Linked DNA regions of Homo sapiens: region 2 is linked to region 1. The links are chromatin contacts, found by Hi-C or POLR2A ChIA-PET in ENCODE. All regions are on one chromosome and are shown on one strand. Each heading gives the region's core, a stretch centred on a gene start or an enhancer-like site at or near the end of the contact. The rest is flanking DNA. Distances are from core to core; before and after follow the strand shown.

Region 1 (3,227 bases), core at 1-2,500:
CAGGCGTCTCGCTGGGCGGAGGGGTTGAGTTCATCAAACTCCCGGCCTGTGAAAGCTTTTGACGTCACGTCCTCATCCTGCCCGAAGATGCCGATGCGGCGACAGATGGCCACAGCAGTGCCCTTGTTGTCCCCAGTGATCATGATGACCCGGATGCCTGCTTGCCGGCACAGCTTCACGGAGGAGGCCACCTCGATTCTCGGAGGATCCAGCATGCCCACGCAGCCAACGAAGGTCAGATTGGTCTAAAATAAGAGCATCACTTTAAATAAAAGTGGCAAGTTCTAGTTTTTGTCCCCTAGTTTGAAAAATGCCCAGTTAAACATTGAGACAGGTTTCTGCATTTTTTTTCTTTTTTTTTTTTTGAGGCGGAGTTTCGCTCTTGTTGCCCAGGCTGGAGTGCCATGGCGCAATCTCAGCTCACTGCGACCTCCGCCTCCCAGGTTCAAGAGACTCTTCTGCCTCAGCCTCCAGGGTAGCTGGGACTACAGGTATGCGCCACCACACCTGGCTAATTTTGTATTTTTAGTAGAGATGTGGTTTCTCCATGTTGGTCAGGCTGGTCTCAAACCCCCAACCCCAGGTGATCTGCCAGCCTCGGCCTCCCAAAGTGCTGAGATTACAGGCATTTGAGCCACCGTGCCTGGCGGTTTTTGCATTTTCTTATGAGAAAAAAAAATACCACTACACCCGTTATCAAACCATTCTTTAACTCTTGTGCTATTCTGAGCCCACAGTACCAAAGCTTCTTCATTTTGTTCATAGCTTTAGGATGTCACATCCTTGATATAAAAGAATTCTACTCTGAGTAGAAAAGTGGAAGTAATCTCCAACTTGGATCTTTTGACCTTCAGTAACTAATGAATATTCTAGAAATGTCACCAATTTAAAAAAAATCATGATTTAGATGAGAGGCAAAATGGGGTTTACAAGCTTAAGCTCATCTTGATTATTCTACTTTGAAAATATTCTACTTTGAAAATAACACTTTTATGAAATTATTAACTATGTATGTTTGAAGCAGCAAATTTTAAGGGTGACACAGCTGGCAGGCAGAAAAACAAATAACCACACCTCTTTCTTGGCAAAAGTGAGAACTGTTTGACCTTTTGCTTGAAGGAGTACTGTTTAAACACAATGAATCGTGCAGGGTGTGGACAAAGAAACTTTTCATTAGCTAACCTCATATTTAATAAAGTTGGCAGAGTCCTCAAGGTGCATTTCTTCTCTTCTCAGTGGGTTGTCATGAGTGGCCAGGGCCAGGCATCGCAGTGTGTCGCTGCCACTACCCCACTCTCGAATGACAGACATGATCTTCTGTTTGACTCCAGAGGTCATAGGAACCTTAGTACTTCCAACTCGAATGTGGGTGCACCTGTCAATGACACCTTCAGGAGCACCCTGGAAATGTTACAGATTTAGATAAACAATTTTGTTTTATTGGTTCACCGGGATCTTAACCCTGGCAAGAACATCTCAATTGCAATCTGCCATACTTGCCTTCACAAACATCTTGCTCATTGATGTCCTGCTTGGTTTATTTGGTGTACAGTAAACCGACATTGACTTTCTGTCACGTGAAAACTCTAGAGTGAATTCCTTTTTCATCAGCTGTTTAATGACCTACAAAGGGAACAAATATGGATACTACTGGGTGGCAATTTCTGAACTTTTTTACCTAACAAGCAGTAAGCACACCTATTACATGACAGATGCTAGGAATATAGCAATAAACAAAACAGACAGGTTTTTGCCCTCATGAAACTTGTCCCCTATTTTGGGAGAGACAGACTAAGATGCAAAAGTAACACAAGTGCTATAGAGAAAAAGGGAAGGGGGATAGAAAATTTGCATACATACATATGAACTGTTACATAAAGTGGCCAGAAGGCGGTGACATTTGAATAAAGATGGCCCCATGGGGCCTGAAAAGATGTGTGTGAACCCAGTGGGTGGTGGTGAAGACCCACCAGGCAGAGAACGGAAGTGCAACCTGGCAAGTCCTGGAATGGTAAAGGAGTGCCAACGTGGCTGGAATAGAGTTTACATGAGCAAAAGGTGAGGCAGGTAATGGCAGAGGATGGTAGAAGCAGGTCATTAAGACCTCAAAAGTCATTATGGGGCATTTGGCTTTTAAGACAAGTAAAACAGAAGACAACGGAGGGTCTCAAGCTCCAGTTGTCAAGAATTGGCTGAAGGTGGTCGGGTGCAGTGGATCACCTGAGGTCAGCAGTTCATGACCAGCCTGGCCAACATGGTGAAACCCTGTCTACAAAAATTAGCTAGGTGTGGTGGCAGGCACCTGTAATCCCAGCTACTCAGGAGGCCGAGGCAGGAGAACTGCTTAAAGCCAGGGGGGCAGAGATTCCAGTGAGATGAGATTGCGCCACTTCACTCCACCCTGGACGAAAGAGCAAACTCCATCTCAAAAAACAAAAGCATTGGCTGAAGGGAGACAAGGAATACCATTCAGTATAATGACACTGACTTAAACTAGGGAACGTTGGAGGTGAAGAGATGGCCCCAAGCAGAGCTGTCCACCAGAACTCTGTGAAAGATGGCAATGCTCTGTGGCCACTGTTCATGTGGCTGTCACACGTGATGGATAAGCACTTTAAGTGAATATGGCTAGGGCATCTAAGGAAGTGTTTTTAGGTATTCTAAGTAGTTTTAGATAGCTAGTGGCTACTGATTATAGTAATGAGACCAGAAGAGATCATGGGAGTAACTATAGACAGAAATGGCTGAGGACTATGGAGCCTTCACCTCCTGGTGCCTTGTGAAAGACCCAGCTACAAAGACCTCGAATGAGAGGCCAGGGAGGGAGAGCAAGTATGGGATCGTGGAAGCCAAGTGAAGAGGTGCTTCAAAGAGGGAGCGAGTGACAGCACCAACAAAATAGGAAGACGAAGACTGAGAATAAACCTTTGGCTTTATATCGTTACCTACAACTAAAGATACCCCTTCTCTTCCAGTTTTTGTACTTTTCTTGCCTATTACACAGACCAGGAATGCCAGTATAATACTGCATAGAAATGGTGAGAATTCTGTTATGTTAGCATGGTCTCTGTGTAAACACACTGTCAGCGTTAAAGACACACTTTTATAGTCTTAGTTTGGTGTGATAAGATGCGTTTCATCATATGCACCTACTGAGGTGACCTTATTGTTTTTTCCACCTTAATTTGGTTAATGTGGTGAGTTAATTATATTTGCTCCCACTGACA
Region 2 (2,950 bases), core at 359-2,858, 270 kb before region 1:
CTAGGAGTTTTGAGGTCTTAACATTTTGAGTTCTTTAATCCATTTTGAGTTTATTTCTGTTATCTGGTATAAAGTAAGGATCCAGCTTCATTCTTCTGCACGTGATTTCCAGTTTTCCCAGCACCATTTGTTGAAGGGACTCTTCTTTCTCCATTGTGTAGTCTTGGCATGCTTGTTGAAACTCCTCTAGCCATATATGCAAAAATTTCTTTCAGTTCATTATTTTTTTATTTTTTACAATTTTTTGTAGAGACGGGGTTTCACTATGTTGCCCAGGTTGATCTCAAACTCCTGCCTCAAATGATCCTCCTGCCTCAGCCTCCCAAAGTGCTGGGATTAGAGGCATGAGCCACCGTGCTTGGCCCAGTCCATTCTTTTTTTTTTTTTTTTTTTTTTGAGATGGAGTTTCGCTCTTGTTGCCCAGGCTGAAGTGCAATGGCATGATCTTGGCTCAGCGCAACCTCCACCTCCTGGGTTCAAATGATTTTCCTGCCTCAGCCTCCCGAATAGCTGGGATTACAGGCATGTGCCACCATGCCCAGCTAATTTTGTATTTTTAGTAGAGACGAGGTTTCTCCATGTTGGTCAGGCTGGTCTTGAACTCCCAACCTCAGGTGATCCACCTGCCTTGGACTCCCAAAGTGCTGGGATTACAGGCATGAGCCACCACGTCCGGCCCCAGTCCATTCTTTTTATTGGTGGCAAGTATTACAAAAATGGCTCCTTTGCAATTTATCCATCCATTCATCAGTTGAAGGAATTTGGGTTTTTCTAGGTTTTGGTGGTTAAAAATAAAACATATGTTTCATTTCTCTTATATACATACCTAGGAGTGAGATTTCTGGGTTTTATGGTCAGTATGTGTTTAAATATATAAGAAACTGCCCAGTTTTTTCCAAAGTGACTGGCCCATTTGCCTTCCCAATAACAAGGTATGAGAGTCCCAGTTTCCCATGCTCACGGGCACTTAGGATGGCCACCTTTGTTTTCATTTTTGTTTTTAGTTATTCTGATAGGTGTATGGTGGCTTCTGCTTGCAGTTTCATTAACTGGCTTTTAAGAAATCCAATCACGGCCCAACGCGGCAGCTCACGCCTGTAATCCCAGCACTTTCGGAGGCCGAGGCAGGTGGATCAGGAGGTCAGGAGTTTGAGACCAGCCTGGCCAACATAGTGAAAACCCGTCTCTACTAAAAATACAAAAAAATTAGCCAGGCGTGGTGGTGGGCACCTGTAATCCTAGCTACTTGGGAGGCTGAGGCAAGGAGAATCACTTGAACTTGGGAGACGGAGGTTGCAGTGAGCTGAGATCGCACCACTTCACTCCAGCCTAATGACAGAGTGAGACTCCGTCTCAAAAAAAAAAAAAAAAGAAAGAAAGAAATCCAATCACCTGGTGACAGCACATCTACATTACATTTTAATCTTGGGGTGCTGAAAGTATTTGTCAAATGTGAAATGAAAAAATAAATTTGTTTTTTCTGTATATAAGGAGCTTCAAAAAATGAAAGTAAGCTGGCTTCCTGGTCCCACTGAGCGACCCTGCTCTCTCCTCCTCCACCGCTATTTCTGTTTCTGTGTTGTAAATATGTTTTCATTCTTTCCTCGGGACCTGCAGATAGTTCCTCTTTCACTTACTTTTTACTGGCTACTGGCAGCCTGTTAGTGAATTCTTCTTCTTCTTCCTCTTTTTTTTTTTTTTTTTTTTCTTGAGACAGAGTTTCACCCTTGTTGCCCAGTCTGGAGTGCAAAGGCGTGATCTTGGCTCACTGCAACCCCCGCCTCCCGGGTTCAAGCGATTCCCCTGCCTCAGCCTCCTGAGTAGCTGGGATCACAGGTACACACCACCTCTCCCGGCTAATTTTTTATTTTTAGTAGAGACGGGGTTTCACCATGTTGGTCAGGCTGGTCTCAAACTCCTGACCTCAGGTGATCCACCCGCCTTGGCCTCCCAAAGTGCTGGGATTACAGGCGTAAGCCACCACGCCCAGCCGTTTTTTGTTTGTTTGTTTTCTTTTTTTTTTTTTGAGATGGAGTCTTTCTCTGTTGCCCAGGCTGGAGTGCAGTGGCACCATCTCGGCTCACTGCTCACTGTAACCTCCACCTCCCAGGGTCAAGCGATTCTCCTGCCTCCGCCTCCCAAGTAGCTGGGATTACAGGCACATGCCACAGCGCCCAGCTAATTTTTGTATTTTCAGTAGAGACAGGGTTTCACAATGTTGGCCAGGCTGGCCTCAAACTCCTGACCTCAAGTGATCCACCCACCTCAGCCTCCCAAAGTGCTGGGATTACAGGCGTGAGCCACTGCCCCTGGTCAGAAATACGTATTCTTCAAGATAAAATCCATCATACTGATGCTTCCAATTAAGACTCCATCCCTCCACCCAAAAAAAAGAGAATAACAATACCAATAACAATACTAATAATACAGAATAATGATACCAATACTACCACACAACCATAGGATTATTTAAAATATGTTAAGAATGTTTTTAGCTGCACACTTTCTTTTTGAGACAGAGTCTCACTCTGTTGCCCAGGCTGGAGTGTAGTGGCATGATCTCAGCTCACTGTGACCTCCACCTCCCAGGTTCAAGAGATTCTCCTGCCTCATCCTCCCGAGTAACTGGGACTGCAGGCGCCTGCCACCACATCCAGCTAATTTTTGTATTTTTAGTAGAGGCGGGGTTTCTCCACATTGGTCAGGCTGGTCTTGAACTGCCGACCTCAGGTGATCCACCCACCTCGGCCTCCCAAAGTGCTGGGATTACAGGCGTGAACCACCGTGCCCAGCCTGCACACTTTCATTTAATCCCTCTGTTTTTAGGATGTTGCCTCGCCTCCAAGTGTTTTCTCTGATTGCTATCCCTGGACCCAGAACTTCTCTGGTTCAAGTTCTCCAGGGAATAAGCATCTCATCTTCTGCAGAGATTGGGGTTAGGGAGTGACAA

Evidence for each region. A loop is a pair of places that touch in the nucleus more often than their neighbours do. ChIA-PET counts read pairs that join two places held with the same protein, here RNA polymerase II (POLR2A). Pooled maps may share reads with other maps.
Region 2: a loop to region 1 is called in a map of chondrocyte, with 5 times the contacts of the local background. The contact joins two enhancer-like sites. A Hi-C loop is called at or near these places in 1 of 168 maps with a recorded cell type or tissue (chondrocyte) and 3 of 50 pooled maps. POLR2A ChIA-PET finds 5 or more read pairs at or near these places in 3 of 52 experiments (T-cell, activated CD4-positive, alpha-beta T cell and activated T-cell).

Annotation. Positions count from the first base shown.
Region 1 is chr12:110,337,677-110,340,903 of GRCh38, reverse strand. ATP2A2 (ATPase sarcoplasmic/endoplasmic reticulum Ca2+ transporting 2) reads right to left here. Exons shown (of 20, transcript NM_170665.4): 12 at 1,501-1,623; 13 at 1,183-1,401; 14 at 1-245. Among named protein-coding and RNA genes, the nearest start is that of ATP2A2, 58 kb to the right of the region's middle. RefSeq lists enhancers at 1-403, 1,811-1,910. Within about 2 kb of position 1,250, at least 7 of the 41 ENCODE cell types and tissues checked have a DNase peak (open chromatin) inside an H3K27ac peak, as active enhancers do.
Region 2 is chr12:110,604,494-110,607,443 of GRCh38, reverse strand. No RefSeq gene overlaps it. Among named protein-coding and RNA genes, the nearest start is that of TCTN1, 8.2 kb to the left of the region's middle. Within about 2 kb of position 1,608, at least 9 of the 41 ENCODE cell types and tissues checked have a DNase peak (open chromatin) inside an H3K27ac peak, as active enhancers do.